Regions from separate parts of the Homo sapiens genome. Here region 1 is linked to region 2. The links are chromatin loops, found by intact Hi-C in ENCODE. Cell type or tissue: endothelial cell of umbilical vein. All regions are shown on one strand.

The links. Hi-C counts contacts between places; a loop is a spot of excess contacts. Peaks named below come from ENCODE experiments on the same cell type or tissue, not always from the same donor. Only the 100,000 strongest peaks of a DNase experiment are listed, where the experiment ranks them.
Region 1: a loop joins it to region 2, with 5 times the contacts of the local background. A loop is called at or near these places in 2 of 110 quality-filtered maps.

Annotation. Positions count from the first base shown.
Region 1 is chr21:36,973,350-36,981,349 of GRCh38, forward strand. HLCS-AS1 (HLCS antisense RNA 1) reads left to right here. Exons shown (of 4, transcript NR_186434.1): 4 at 251-1,819. It also overlaps a transcript of HLCS not described here. Among named protein-coding and RNA genes, the nearest start is that of HLCS, 11 kb to the left of the region's middle. RefSeq lists a silencer at 7,277-7,336. In endothelial cell of umbilical vein, a CTCF peak has its summit at 3,832 (motif pointing right); a DNase peak (open chromatin) is centred at 3,872; H3K4me3 peaks cover 602 bases.
Region 2 is chr21:37,148,481-37,156,480 of GRCh38, forward strand. It overlaps TTC3 (tetratricopeptide repeat domain 3), which reads left to right. Exons shown (of 46, transcript NM_001330683.2): 23 at 66-167; 24 at 1,598-1,690; 25 at 2,340-2,404; 26 at 3,413-3,549; 27 at 4,471-4,797. Among named protein-coding and RNA genes, the nearest start is that of TTC3-AS1, 41 kb to the right of the region's middle. In endothelial cell of umbilical vein, no CTCF peak of the experiment used is centred here; a DNase peak (open chromatin) is centred at 4,881; H3K27ac peaks cover 1,560 bases.

The DNA.
Region 1 (8,000 bases), 180 kb before region 2:
TCAGAAAACCAAAAAAGGAGGACAGCTAAAGCTGAAAAAGCACTTCAAAAACAGACTGTACCCAGCTGTCTGATAAATATGAAAAAGTATGCAGTCTCAAAGTAGGTCCAAATTAAGACCTTCATGAGAATTGGTATACACCCATCGGTTTGGCAGAAATCCCCTTCTCAAGCCCTGGAATTCTGGGCTCTACCCCCATTGCTCAAAGATCTGACCATTTTCCATTTCCATCCCTTCCATCTTTCTGCAGTACCTGGCATTCCTGACCATGCTATTTCTACCAATCAACAAAAACTACTAGATACTCAGAGGGGATTTAATACAGAGAGCTGGCTACAACATGACAAAACACCAGACAAGGGAGGGCACTGTGGCTCATGCCTGTAATCCCGGCACTTCGGGAGGCCAAGGCGGGTGGATCACCTGAGGTCAGGAGTTTGAGATCAGCTAGCCAACATGGTGAAACCCCGTCTCTACTAAAAATACAAAAAATTAGCCGGGCATGGTGGCAGGCACCTGTAATCCCAGCTACTTGGGAGGCTGAGGCAGGAGAATCGCTTGAACCTGGGAGGCGGAGGTTGCAGTGAGCCAAGATCATGCCCTTGCACTCCAGCCTGGGCAACAAGAGTGAAACTCCGTCTGAAATAAATAAATAAATAAACAAACGGACACACACCACAGAAGGGACAGTGAGGCAACCCAGGGAATAGAAAGAGCAGAAGCCGCGACCCTCTGTAGGGCTGAGGGCACACAACACAGGTCAAGTTACCGTCGCCCGGGATCCAGGGTCCCCTGGTGGAAGCTGGAACCCACAGATCAGTGCTGTGGGAGATGGAGCCACAGAGAAACAACTGCTGCTGGAGACATCAGCAGGGGAAGAAGGCGGAAAAATACTGTAGCCGCTCCACACCTCCAGCCCAACGCCCCATGGCGGAACTTCACTAGAGGCCCCACGGCAGAAGAGCCTCCAGGAACCTCCTTGTGGACCAGAGGAGAGAGATAGAGAGGCGGCAGGAGGCAAGGGTGTGTCTAAGACAAACAGGCCACAGCCAGCCCCTGGCCTTCCTGAAACTCCTCCCTTGGGTTCTTTTAAAATTCAATATTCTGCTTCTGTTCCAGGGTTAATGGGCTGAACTGTGTCCCCCCAAATTCTAATGTTGAAGTTCTAACCCCCAGTACCTCAGAATGGGACTGCATCAGGAGACAGGTACTTTAAAATAGTCATTAAGGTAAAATGAGGTCACCACCTAATCTGTTATGACTGGTATCCTTATAAGGATAAAATAGTCATTAAGGTGAAATGAGGTCATCACCTAATCTGTTATGACTGGTATCCTTATAAGGAGAGGAGACTAGACACAGACATGCACAGGGGGACAATCCTGTAAGGACAAAGGGAGAAGACAGCCATCTCCAAGCCAAGGAGAGAGGCCTCAGGAGAAACCAACCCCGCCCACACCTTCATCTTGGACTTCTAGCTTCCAGAACTGGGGAAATGAATTTCTGTTGTTGAAGCCCCAGTCTGCAATACTTAGTTATAGCAGCCCTTGCGAACCAGCACATCCAAGTTCTCCGTCTCTGTCTCTAACCCCTCTCTCAACTGTCGGCCATAAGTGAGCCTCTGCCCCCAACTTCTGGCCTCCTCTATGTTCTCTTCCTTGGTGACCTCTGGCAGTGACGCTCAGTCCTCATGGCCAGCTCTGGCCTCTCCCAGGCTCTGGCGCCGCAATCATCTCTTCCACTTGTCTCTGCTTGGATAGTCTGTCAGCATCTCAAAGGCAACATGAATAAAACCAAATGCATTTTTTCCTCCCACAAATTATCTCTTTATCCTGATTTCTCTTATCTCTGTTCATGACTTGTTCACCTTTTCACTAGGACCCAGAATTCATGCATCTTGGAGTCCCAACTTCTCCAGCCCCTGTGTCTTGTTTATTTCCATAGCAGTTGGTAGGCGGGACCTCTGCACAGTCTCACATGGTCCCTTCTTTCTAGTCCAGGCCCAGCTCAGCCCTCACCAGAACAGGCACTAGCACGACAGCCTGCTGGATGATTCCCGGTGCCCGTCCCCTGTTTCCCACGGTTCTGCCTCATCCAGCACACTCTGCACTTGACTGCCTAAAGCACAGCGCTCATCCCATCACTCCTGCTTCTCAAACTCCTGCAGTGCCTGCCCCCACCCCAGAAAGTGCAGGCAGTCTTGCCTGGCATTCAAGACCTTCCACTGAGCCTAAGCAACATAGTGAGACCCCATCTCTACAAAAAATTTAAAAATTAGCCAGGCATGGTGGCACGTGCCTATAGCCCCAGCTACTTGGGAGGCTGAGGCGGGAGAACTGCTGGAGCCCGGGAGTTCCAGGATGTAGTGATCCATGTTCATACCACTGCACTCCAGCCTGGGCAACAGAAGAGACCCCATCTCTAAAAAGAAAAGAAAAAGACCTTCCATTGGACCCACCTAACCGGGTCTCCCTCATTGGCAGCCATTCACTTATTCCACGTTCATTCTGCACCTCCTGCACACGAGGTGCTATGCCAATTACTGGATACATTTAATCCCTCAACAACTCTGCATGGTGACCATTATTGTCCCCATCTTGCAAAGGAAGAAACTGAATTTTAGAACAGTTGAATTTTAGAACTTGAGCTCCCATAATTAGGTGGGGAAACTGATGTTTGAATTTGTGTCCTTTTGGCCCCAAAGTCCTTCTCTGGATAAACTAGGCAACCAAGAGCAAAGAATGCTCTATACCCGACAAAAATAGAAATGAAACTCAAGATCCAAGACGCAAGAGTGGCAGAAGGTTCAAGGTGCACCACTGCCAGCCCTGACAGCCTTTGTATCCAGGTCAGTTGAACAGGCCGGGATTGTCCCCAACTTGGACACATCTAAAAAGCTGCAGGTGGGATGTCATCAAAATCACCTGGGAAAACAACCTGCTCTGAAAACAGAGGCATGATCCAAAAGACAAAGAGGTTTGTGATACCCTTTCTGTACAATAGCTGACTATCAGTAAGTCATTACTGTTTTAAGGAAGTCAGTCACACACACACACACACGCATACACACACAGAAAAATACAAGTTAGCTGGGCGTGGTGGTGTGCACCTGCAATCCCAGCTACTCGGGAGGCTGAGGCAGCAGAATCATTTGAACCCGGGAGGCAGAGGTTGCAGTGATCCAAGATTGCATCACTACACTCCAGCCTGGGCAACAGAGCCAGACTGTCTCAAAAAATAAATAACAATAATAATAATAATGTTGCACCAATGTCAGTTTTGGTAAATCCATGGTTGTGTAAGATGTTAGCATTAGAGGAAGCTGGGTGAAGTTTCAAAGAACTCTCTGTACTATTTCTCTTTTGTAAGCCTAAAATTATTTCAAAATAATAGGTGATAAAAATTAGAAGGTGACATTCCACTGAATTTCATCAGCACTCCTTTTTTCCCCTCTTCCGAACCAGCCATGTGATCTTAAGCAAATTATCTCATCTCTCTAGGTCACAGTTTTTCAACTTAGGAAAAAAAAAGAGGGACACAAGCCAGATCATCTCTAACTTCCCCTCCATCTCTCAAATTCTGTGGTCCTCGTACATTTACAATATGATGCAATCTACAAACATTTGATATTGGTGCTCTCTTATTCACCTTCATATCCCTGGTATTTAGCATTGTGCCTATACATAGTAGGTGCTCACTGAAAGTTTTTGCAACTACCTCAAAAACTGAGGTTCATACCTCAGTTTGTAAAGTGACGTAGAACTGCTAGCTCTTTTACCTAGTTGACCACTAGAGAGCGAAGCGGTCACAAATTTTTTCTCTGTTAAAAGCAAATTTATCTTCGTCCAGCAGAGGGGAGTGGTCCTTTATATTTCAGGCATGTAAAAATCAGGTCCTGGTTGGGCGAAGGGAGAAATCTGTGAGCAGTTTCCTGCCTATCAGACAGGCCCTCCAGAGGGGTGATCAGTACCATAAGCTTCCAGGTAAGCACATGGGGCCACTGCCCCCACCCTCCAAAACACCCTCAAAAGTCTAAACCACCTCAATGGATGGGAGATTGCTCTGCAAATGGGGGAGCCCCACTCCTAATATGTTCATCATTGTCTTCCTAACAATCGTGACTCATTTCTTGAACAAATGTTTCACTTTTAAAGGGTTTGCACAGAGGCAGCTTTAAGAGGTCAAATAAATGAATGTGGAAAGAAATTAAAACTTTTACAACCACATGAAAAAGGCATTAGCCAGTCATCCTGCCCAGCAGCCCAATATTGAGCCTGTGTGAGTTGCCGTTTGTGTAGTGAAGCAATAGAGGCCATGGTCTGGAATCAGAAACCCTGGGTTCAGATACTGCCTCTGACCCCCCAACTCCCCAACAAAATGCACACATTCAGTGGCCATGTGACCAGGGCAAATGCCTCTCGTTCCACAGCTCCAATGCAGGAATAATAATAGCATCCACCTGGTGTGGGTGGGCGGGTTCACAGAGAACAGCCACACAGGCTAAGAGTGCAGACTATTGTGACCCAGCAACTGCCCACCTGGGCAGAGTGAACAGGAAGGGAATAGAAGGGCAACGCGCTTTCACTTCATCCTCATGAGCGCTCTTCGTGGGGAAACTATTACACAAAGTCGGGGTGGGGAGTTCCTTCCCAGTAAATCGAGTTGCCTTTTTCAGGCACGGAAAAGCCCATCTGCCTGAATTTTCCTCAACTGGTCAATCATGGTGCCAGAAATCCCAACCACTTGAAGTGCTCCTTCAGGTTAAGTTACTTTATCTGCCAACTGTGTTAGTTTAAACAAGTCAGTTTCCAAGTCCTACGCTGCTGCTTTTATCATCCCATTAATTTATAAAACTAAGAATAGGGGCCAAACGCGGTGGTTCATGCCTGTAATCCCAGCACTTTGGGAGATCAAGGCGGGTGGATCACCTGAGGTCAGGAGTTCGAGACCAGCCTGGCCAACATGGTGAAACCCCATCTCTACTAAAAATACAAAAAATTAGCCAGGCATGGTGGTGCAACGTAGTCCCAGCTGCTCAGGAGGCTGAGGCAAGAGAATCACTTGAATCCAGGAAACAGAGGTTGCAGTGAGCCAAGATTGTGCCACTGCACTCCAGCCTGGGCGACAGAGCAAGACTCCCACCTCAAACAAAAAAAAAAAAAGAAAATTAAGAATAGGACCCCACAGTGTGGGAAGGAGGCTGGAAGCGTCCTGATTAAACTGCAGCCTGAGGACTGCTGGGTGGGATCCTGTAGAGCACACTGAGCCCTGAGAAGGGGGCAAGAAGAGCCCCAGGGTGCAAGGCCAGAGACTAGCTGGGGCAGAGAAGAGTGCGAAGCTGGCAGGACTGAAGGGTCGGGAGACCCTTAAAGAGACCCTGTAGCAGACGCCTTGGGAATGTACGTGTCACCGAGCAAAGCACATGAAGAGAACTGTTCAACAGCGGACTCAGCTGGGAACTCCAGACACTGCGGCAAAACCAGCACAGATGCATCCTCTCCTGTGGCTAAAAGCTCCATGAGGGGCCAGTGAGTCACATGACAACCGAATTTCTCCTCTGCCAATCTGAACATATTCTGGGACTGAGACTTCCGTACTCAGGGAAAACCAATCACACTGCTTAAAAGAAAAAAAAATTGGCCAGGTGCGGTGGCTCACGCCTGTAATCCCAGCACTTTGGGAGGCTGAGGCGGGCAGATCATGAGGTCAGGAGATTGAGACCATCCTGGCTAACACAGTGAAACCCCGTCTCTACTAAAAATTCAAAAAAAAATTAGCCGGGCATGATGGCGGGCGCCTGTAGTCCCAGCTACTGGGGAGGCTGAGGCAGGAGAATAGCATGAACCCAGGAGGCGGAGCTTGCAGTGAGCCAAGATCGCGCCACTGCCCTCCAGGCCTGGGTGACAGAGCAAGACTCAGTCTCAAAAAAAAAAAAAAAAGAAAGAAAGAAAAAAACTACCTATTATAAACCCTTGATGCTATAAATTTAATGGAGCTGGAAATAAATTCCCTGGAAAGACTATGGTGGGAGAAGGGGGGCATTACCTTCATCCGTTTACATTCTCCAGCCATGGGAACTAGCTCCTTTGTTTTCACTGAATTTATGTTTCTATAGAGGCACCCAGGATTGAGTCTCCTATAGGGGGGTCCCATGAAGCTGCCATGCCCCTCTGTTGATACACCTTGCTTTGCAGGTCAATTTGTGATTTTTAAAATGGTTTTATGCAAACGACATGTTTAGCCCAAATGCACTGCAGGTAGCTGGTGATAAAACAGCAATACGGACCAGGCACAGTGGCTCACACCTATAATGCCAGCACTTTGAGAGGCCAAAGCAGAAGGATCACTTCAGGCCAGGAGTTTGAGACCGGTCTTTGCAACATAGGGAGACTCCATCTGTACAGAAAATTAAAAATTAGCCAGGCGGCCAGGTGTGGTGGCTCACGCCTGTAATCCTAACACTTTGGGAGGCAAAAGCGGGCAAATCACTTGAACTCAAGTTCAAGACCAGCCTGGGCAACATGGTGAAACCACATCTCTACAAAAGTAAAGAAAATTAGCCAGGCATGGTGGTGTGTGCCTGTAGTTCCAGCTACTCCTGGGGAGGTCGAGGCTGCAGTGAGCCGCAATCACGCCACTTGTACTCCAGCCTGGGCGACAGAGCAAGTCCCCATCTCAAAAAAAAAAAAAAAAAAAAAAAAAAAAGGCTGGGTGTGGTGGTCCCAGATACTCAGAGGCTGAAAAGGGAGGATTGCTTGAGCCCAGGAGTTCAAGGCTGCAGTGAGCTGCGATCACATCAATGCACTCCATCCAGCCTGAGCAATGGAGTGAGACCCTGACTATATTTAAAAAAAAAAAAAATAGGAAGAAACAACTCAACCACAGGGCTAGTATGTTACTCGGTTATAAAATGATAAAGCCCTAAACAGAGAATTAGCCCGTTTCCAGAAGAGGCCAAGAACAGATGATACAGCTGAACTGAACTCCTGCCTGTACAGCTCGTTTTCTACAAGATTCCAGACCTGGAAGATGATGGCATCCAGCCCCCATTGAAGCACCTCGAACAAGAAAAACGCCGAGTCCGAAGAGCCAGGCCTTGAACACACGATTCCTGTCTATAAATAACTCCCCCTGGGGAATAAAAAGCAGGATCCAAGGCAGGAAACCCGAGCCGTGGAATCTGGTAAGTTCTTAGGAAACCCACTCACGGGCCTGAGTCCCCCGTGGAAGCGGCGACTTCGGCACCTGGACACCCGAGTCCCCAGAGCCCCGGGCGGCCGCGCGTCCCTACCTGCAGGCCTGATACCGGCCGCGGAGCGCTCCTGGCCCCGCTCCCGCCAGGCTCCGGGACCGCTGAAACGCACCCAGGGGGGTGAAGGCGTAGTCGCCAAGGACAGCGCAGATGGCAGCGGAGGCATGGGAGCCGGAACCTACCGTGGCAAAGGGCCAGGTCGGGACGCCCCTCGGCGCAGCCCCAAATCCTGCCCGCGCCCCAGCCCCGCTCAGGCCGCGCCCCTGCCACCTCTGGCCACACGGGCTGAGACGTCTGGCTCCTGCACAGCGCACTTCCCGCTGCCCTTCTCCACTGGCTGCTCAGGCCCTGCCTCGCCAGCACGGCATCCGCGGGGGATCCCTACCTGTCCTTTAGGGCTTGCCTCATAGGTCAAACGTCACCTCCCAGGGAGGTATGGCCTGCCCCCTGGCCAGGTGGGCCCCTTCCACGCTCGCCTGCAACACCACCCACCCACCTTGATAACTGCTTGTAAAGGTTGTACTGCTTTCCCCCTTGAGACTGCAAACCTTCAAGGGCAGGAAATGGGTCTGTTTTCCTGGCAAAATAATGAAGTTGGCTTAAGGTTTTGCTGAATAAAATGAGTGACAGACAAAAGTAGCCAAATTTGGCACTCCTGATGGGTTATTTGATGAAGGAGGTGCAATGTATGGGCTTAACTAGTTATTCTGGATTTCTTTCCCCATGTTACTCCTCCCTAATTCTGATG
Region 2 (8,000 bases):
TTGTAGTGAGTGAGTGTGCAGAGACATCTTTAAAACGTTAATTAAAAAATTTTTTGTAACCCTAGGGTTTTATACGCATCAGCTGTTGCCAGTACTGTAAAATAGAATTTCACATGAATTGCTGGAAGAAGTTAAAAACTACAACCTTTAATGATAAAATTGACAAGGTAAAGCATAACAGGATTGTCTGAATTTTTCAGTATACTTATTGTATGTCAATTTTTCCCCCAAGAATTCCTTCCTGAACATTCTGCACATAATTAGAAAATTTTAAATTATAACTTTAATAATAAAGTGGAAAATCAAATTTGTTTTTATTTGGACAATCATAAAGGCATTAACCATAGAGGCTTTGTTTTTTTAAAGAGACGGATCTCACTGTGTTGCCCAGGCTAGAGTGCAGTGGTGCAGTCGTAGCTCACTGCAGCCTCAGACTCCTTGACCCAAGTGATCCTACTTCAGCCTCCCAAAGTGCTGGGATTATAGGCATGAGCCACTGCACCAGGCCCCACTTGAAAGTTTTGATGTGGAATTAGGGATTTCAAAACCAAAATTTGATGAGGTAATTTGTACTAAGAAGTCAACTCAAAACAATTTTTTTAATGTTGGGAAGAAAGATCAACTTCAATTTTAAACTGCCATTTCTCTCCAGGGATTTTCTTATTACCAAGATAATGATGTTAATTACCATTAAGTAGACATACTTTGAGGGAAGTCATAGTATTACAATCTTATTTGTATTCATAGAATTTGTTTCTGATCTATAGAAACTATGGACCTTTTCCTACACTTCTTAGGCTTATGCAGACCACTGTTCTTATTGGGGAAAGAATGAGGCAGTTGTACTAGGCATCTGTTAACAATAGCAATTATTAAAGTATGGTAGAAATAAATTCTCACATTTTGTACATTTTCACATAATTAATTAACAATATAATGATATGAGTAAATAACTGTCACCTTTGAGTCACTTCTGCTATGTCTTTGTCTTACCTAAATTGAGTTTCTCTAGTGATATACCCTCTTTTAGTGGTCTTAACTATTCCCATCATTTTAAATACACTCTGTAAATTAGTCAGCTTTCCCTAGGATATGCTGAAGTGATGCAACCCAAATATCTTGTGGCATACATCAGAGAAGTTTGTTTTTTGCTTACATGACTTGTCCTGCAGTTCTGCAGTTGTTGGCTGGGACTGGGCTGTAGCAGCTTTATTTTGTGTGGCTCTATTCCTTGTTTCTCAATCTAAGTTGAAGAATGACCCTTTTCTGGAACATCTTCCTGTGTCAGAGGAAAAAGAACAATGTCCAGTCTATGAAGTGTTTGTTAAACCTTTTGTCTAGACATGTGTATGTCATGTCTGGTCACTTTGCATTGATGAAAACAAGTCACATGGTCAGACCCACACCTGAAAGTATATTTTTCCTACACGGAAGCCTTAAAATTCGCATGGCAGTGAGTAAGGATTTTCACCACTTGCCTGAAGATGGTTTTAGTCCGTATTTTGACTGTTCCTAGTGGTAAAAATAGTATACGTGTATAGATTTATCCCCCCTAGACATAACATTTTTCTTGTTTTTTTTTTTTTTAATCAAATAGGATTTTCTACAAGGAATATGTCTTACCCCTGACTGTGAAGGTGTCATTTCTAAGATTATCATCTTCAGCAGTGGTGGTGAAGTTAAATGTGAAGTAAGTAATAAAGGGGAAACCTTGTTAGATAGATAACCAAAATGTTTACACCTTTTGAAACATGATTTGAATTTGTAGATATCATGTAATTTGGATCTTTTCCAGGAAAGAAACAATTACTTCATTTAAGAAAATATAGGAAATACTGGGATGTGAGAATGCTTCATTGTAATGAAAGCATTCTTATATTCTTTTATTTCTTAATAGGAAAAGGAGGCTTTTTATATCTTAGTTTTACTATTTTTACTGTTTTTGATAACTTCATTTTCTTAATCCCGGTAAACTTTTGGGCAGTAGTGGGTGTGCAGGTTTTTAGGGAGGGGGAAGAGCGTCTTGAGGGATTACCTTTAACTTCATGACATGGGAATGGCAAGAGTGGGTAGTTGTAATAATATTTACACTTTATTAGATCGTCTGCTTACTCTTAATTTTTTAAAAACTTTTTCCTCAAGTGTGTCTACCCTCTTGTTCCTCTTCAGTAAATTATTTTGCTAAAGCTTTCTGGGCTTTTGTCTGGGTCAGAACATCATCACTGTTCTCTATCAAACTGAACATTATGTGTGCTTCTGAAATACTTGTTACTTGTGGTTTTGTGTTTTATGTCATGGGAGTATGAGACAAATTTTGGATGTCTTTGTTTTATTTAAAGTTTGAACACAAGGTCATAAAAGAAAAGGTTCCTCCAAGACCTATTCTGAAACAGAAATGTTCTAGGTAAGATTTTTAACAATCAATCAGTGGTTTGATGATGTCTCTTAGAATATAATTCTATTAAATGCAGATTTCTAAATTATGCCTTTTTAAAAATTGGCTGTGTATACATATATTCAAATAAGTGTTTTTTAAAATGATTTTTATGGAAAATTAAAACTTAAAGAGAACTAGCCTAGAATGATTAAATACTAAAAACTTGATTCAGAATTATTTATCTAGTGGTTGAATTTACAATTAAAATTATAACATTTGATGCTGTGAAATTACATGTTTGATTAATAGATTTGGCATTTATATAAAAACTATACAGTTTGCTCTCAGTTGTTGAAACTTTAATTCCAAAAGCATATTTTTCTTTTTATCTCTCTTCAGTAAACATTTTGAACCTATGACTATTTTTTACCCTGAAATACTCAATGTACTGTCTAAATTATTACTTCTCTATAGCTTTTTGTTTAGATCAAATAATTCAGATTCTTTTTTCTTTTCTTTTTGGTCCTGCTTCTTGTTTTTCTTTCTAAGAAGTGATTTTTTTTTATCATTTGTGACCAAGAAAAAGCAAAAGAAAAGATGAACAGAATTATTTGTTGGAGAGAATTCATTGTAACCAGATCAACCAAATTATAGTGTTGTGGGTTATTATTGAGATGTGAAAATTATATTTTACTATGGGACCTTTCTTAGAAATGAGAGTTTACATGAATTATTTTGCAGAGTAATTTGTACTATTTCTGTTTACCCTATGAAGTAACTTAGATACATGAAAGTGACATCTATACAATCTGTAGACTGCATCCTTAGACATCACCTAATCATTGAGGTTTTTGTTTTCATGAAACAAGTACCCTTATTTTGACAATACTGACAGTTTCTTACATTGAATGGAAGATGTAGGCCGGGCTCTGATTAAAAAAGGAAAACTTCTAATATATTGCTTGGAAGATGGTTTCTACGATAGTCAAAGGAAAACAGTTCATTGAGTTGTCACTAATTGTAAATGTTTATCAGCCTAGAGAAACTAAGACTGAAAGAAGACAAAAAATTGAAGAGAAAGATCCAAAAAAAAGAAGCAAAAAAGTTAGCACAAGAAAGAATGGAGGAGGACTTAAGAGAAAGTAATCCACCCAAAAATGAAGAGCAGAAAGGTATGCAGAAGCCAAAGGCATGATAAGAATAATATACTCTCATTTAAATGTATAAATGTAAGCATCTTTTGGGCCTTATATTCATCATTATTGAATTGAAATAAAGATTTCACTTAGTAATTTAATACTATCACTGTCTTCTGTTACTCGAAGACAGAATTGGGTTGGTGTAAAGAACACTGAAAAACCTTTCAGAGATTGTATTCCCACTGAAAAACCTTTCAGAGATTGTATTTTAACTTTCTGTGCTTAATGACTAAACATATTTATTGTATATAAAGTTAAGGTAGTTGATGAGGCTGGGTTAGGATTGTTGAAGGAAGTGGCCGTATTTTAGGGGAACTAAGTTGTTTTTTTTTTTTGTTTTTTTTTTTTGAGACGGAGTCTCACTCTGTTGCCCAGGCTGGAGTGCAGTGGCGCGATCTCGGCTCACTGCAAGCTCCGCCTCCCGGGTTCACGCCATTCTCCTGCCTCAGCCTCCCCAGTAGCTGGAACTACAGGTGCCCGCCACCATGCCCAGCTAATTTTTTGTATTTTTAGTAGAGATGGGGTTTCACCGTGTTAGCCAGGATGGTCTCGATCTCCTGATCCACCCTCCTCGGCCTCCCAAAGTGCTGGGATTACAGGCATGAGCCACCACGCCTGGCCTAGAGGAACTAAGTTTCAAATGCTACTACATGAATGGTTCAGAATGAAGGGTGTAAAATGCTTACTTTTGGTATGTTTATTTTAGCGTACACTTTCATGTCTTTTCAAAAGTATTGTTAAGTGTTTATATTTCTAATTAAAGTTTCTTGAGTTTAGTAAAACAGTATAATCAATCTGAATCATATTTTATATTATGTAATTTTGTTATTTCTAAGTTTATGTAATTGTGAATTAGTCCTATTTATCACTTTAACCATTGTTATTTATCCTTAGAAACTGTAGACAATGTTCAGCGTTGTCAGTTCCTTGATGACAGAATTCTACAGTGTATAAAGCAGTATGCTGACAAGATTAAATCCGGCATACAGAATACAGCCATGCTTCTCAAAGAATTGCTTTCTTGGAAAGTTTTGAGCACAGAAGACTATACAACCTGTTTTTCTAGCAGAAATTTTCTAAATGAAGCAGTGGACTATGTTATTCGCCACTTGATTCAAGAAAATAACAGAGTAAAGACAAGAATATTTCTGCATGTTTTGAGTGAGCTTAAAGAAGTGGAGCCCAAATTAGCCGCCTGGATCCAAAAACTTAATAGCTTTGGTATGTCCCTTTATATTCCAGAGCAATAAACTTTAATACGAAGGGGAAGTGTAGGTCTCTGAGTCATTTTCATTTTCCTGCCATATAATTTATAACTTTAAATGCAGGACTATAAATTTGTATGGTTAAGAATACTTTTCCAGTCCCAGCTACTTGGGAGGCGGAGGCAGGATGATTGCTTAATCTCAGGAATTTGAGACCAACCTGGCAATGTTGCAAGACCTGTCTCTAAAAGAATTTTTTAAAAAAAGAACTAAATATATGAAGGCCTTTAAAAAACAGAAAAACTATTACACACACACGCACACCACAATTTTTAGGTTATTTTATAGATAGGTTACAGTATACTTCTTCAAAAGGTGCAATCTAAGGAAAGACCAGTCAGTAAAGAAATCCAGACCTATATTAGACTAAACTATTTGTAAATGTGTAGATGTGTGAATACTAGGCACAACCATGGTAAATAACACATCCTGGAGTCTGCCCCCTGCTCAGGAGCTGTGTTGAGAAGACAAATCTATAATTCAGATTCTTTGAAGAAAAATTTAGAGGCAAGAGTGGATGAGACTAATTGCTCAGGGTCACCTAAGGCAAATCTGTATCTAGAGATTAAGAGGAACATATCCTAGGGTTGGACTGAGCTGTGGTAAATCACAGGATTATATAACTCTGTACTGTGTTCTGACTTTCGTAACTTGGCTGGGAGAAGGGAAGAGTGAGCAAGCCCCCTGCCCTCCCCTAAAGCAGGCGCTTTGCCTAAAGCCATGCAGGACTGCAGAAGGCAGCTGCAGATACAGTTGTTGTGTAACACGAGGTAGGGATGCTTTGGGCACCTACCAGGGCACTATTTATCTTGCTGACTGGATAGCAACTGGCCTAGCACAATAGTTCATTCAGTCGGCAGCTATTAGATAAGAGGCTAAAGTACGCCACGGGAAAAAGGCAGGGCCTTTAGCCGCAGACCACAGAGTGAGGCCTGCTAAGCCTCTGCCAGCCGTCCCCACCTGTCTGAATGTTTAGAAACGTGGGGCTATTAGAATTCTAGGGTTTCAGAGAAGATACTGGTCAGCTTCTGCCAGAAGAGACGATGTAAGATGGCAGCAAGCCTGGCATAGTTAGACAGCTGAACATGCCTGCTTTGAACATAGATCCTCATGGATTTGTGATCCCGGAAAGTTATTTTTAAGTGACAAGATTGTCACTAGTGAGTATCAAGTAAGCAAATTATAAAGTTAATGCTTGCTTTAACATGCTTTAGGAGATACTCAGGACTGGAGAAATAGGTTTGCCTGGGTTATGCTACACGGTCAAGACTGCCAGCCACTGTTCATTCAGGTAAATGCAGCACTTGAGCCCTCCAGCTCACTGGCAGGAAAGGGTGAACATGTCTTTTGATATAAACCATGTGTTTTTTTTGTTTGTTTGTTTGTTTTTTTGAGACAGAGTGTCGCTCTGTTGCCCAGGCTGGAGTGCAGCGGCGCGATCTCGGCTCACTGCAAGCTCCGCCTCCCGGGTTCACGCCATTCTCCTGCCTCAGCCTCCCGAGCAGCTGGTACTACAGGTGCCTGCCACCACGCCTGGCTAATGTTTTGTATTTTTAGTAGAGACGGGGTTTCACCGTGTTAGCCAGGATGGTCTTGATCTCCTGACCTCGTGATCTGCCCACCTCGGCCTCCTAAAGTGCTGGGATTACAGGCGTCAGCCACCGCGCCCGGTCGATATAATCCATGTTTATTCTGTAGATTAAAGGTATCATTTTAATAAGGATATATGTATACTATTTAAAGTAGCAATTTTTATTTAAAGTTGTGAAATGAGTTCAAGCATGTTAATTAGTAAGGCTGTTACTACAGTCCTGAAGTAAAATGCACACTTACTTAAATAGTAAGTAAAGCAGTTTTCATTTCCTGGAATTTTCTTCAATAAAACGACTATTGGGTGGACTTACATCATGCACATATTTACCATAAGAGAGGTCCAGTTTTTATGTTCAGCAAAAGATGAAGGGAGGAAAGGAGGAAAGGAGGGAGGGAGAGAGAGAAATAATAGAGCACTAGTGAGATAAATTTAACATCCCAATAGTGAACACTGCCTGCCTGCATTCCCCTCACTGACCACAAGCTCTGACGTGGATAGGGAACGGGAATGTGCTATTTTTTCATTGGGCTCTCATAAATCTTTTATTGTGTGAGTATTCTACATGGTCCCTTATTCTGGTGTTTAAAGATCCTAATTTTCCTGCAACATGATCTCTGCAAGCTAACTCTTTAATCCAGAAGCAAGCAGTCTAGGATAATTTTGACTCTGAGCAATCTCTGCTTCATTTGTTGACTTCATTTGTTGACTAAGGCCCTCGGAAGAAGTGACCGTTTTATATTAGAGGCATGATGGAGAAACTGGACAGAGCTCCTTTTTGCTGGCTGTTCATCAGGAGTGGGGCTTCACCGTCATTTCAGTAGGAGTCTGTATGAGATTGTAGTCACCTGTTTTCTAATTTGGAGAGTGGAGAATAAAAGTAGGCATACTGACCACCTTGATTTTTGTAGAGAGGGGTGAGGACCCACATTTTGGGGAATAAGGAATGTTATTTTAGGTGTTGGGGAATGGGTTTACCCATTTCCTCTTTTAGACACATTTGGGAAGATTCTGCATATTGTTGATGTTTTATTACTATGGAATCCATATAAAGAATCATAAAATCTTGCTAGTTTATACTAATTGGAATGAAAGTCTTTATGAATTAGTGAAAACATTGTTTGGGTTTGTTTTTTTTTTTAGAGATAGGGTCTTGCCCCATCACCCAGGCTGGAGTGCAGTGGCGCCGTCATAGCTCACTGTAGCTTTGAAGTCCTGGGCTCAAGCAGTACCCCCACCTCAGCCTCCCAAGTAGCTGGGACTACAGGCATTTACCACCATGCCTGGCTAACTCTTTTTTTTTTTGTAAAGATAGGGGTCTTGCTATGTTGCCAGGGCTGGTATTGAACTCCTGGCTCAAGTGATCTTCCAGCCTTGTCCTCCCAAAGTGCTGGGGTTACGGGCCTAAGCCACCATACCTGGCCTCATTGTTATATTTTTAAAGGAATTTAATGCTATACTTTCATCTCCTAGGTCTAATAAAGGTAACTATGATAGTAGAAGGCTTTGGCCCACATTATTCAAATCTAATAGACAAGAATTATTATAATTAGCCTAACAATGTTAAA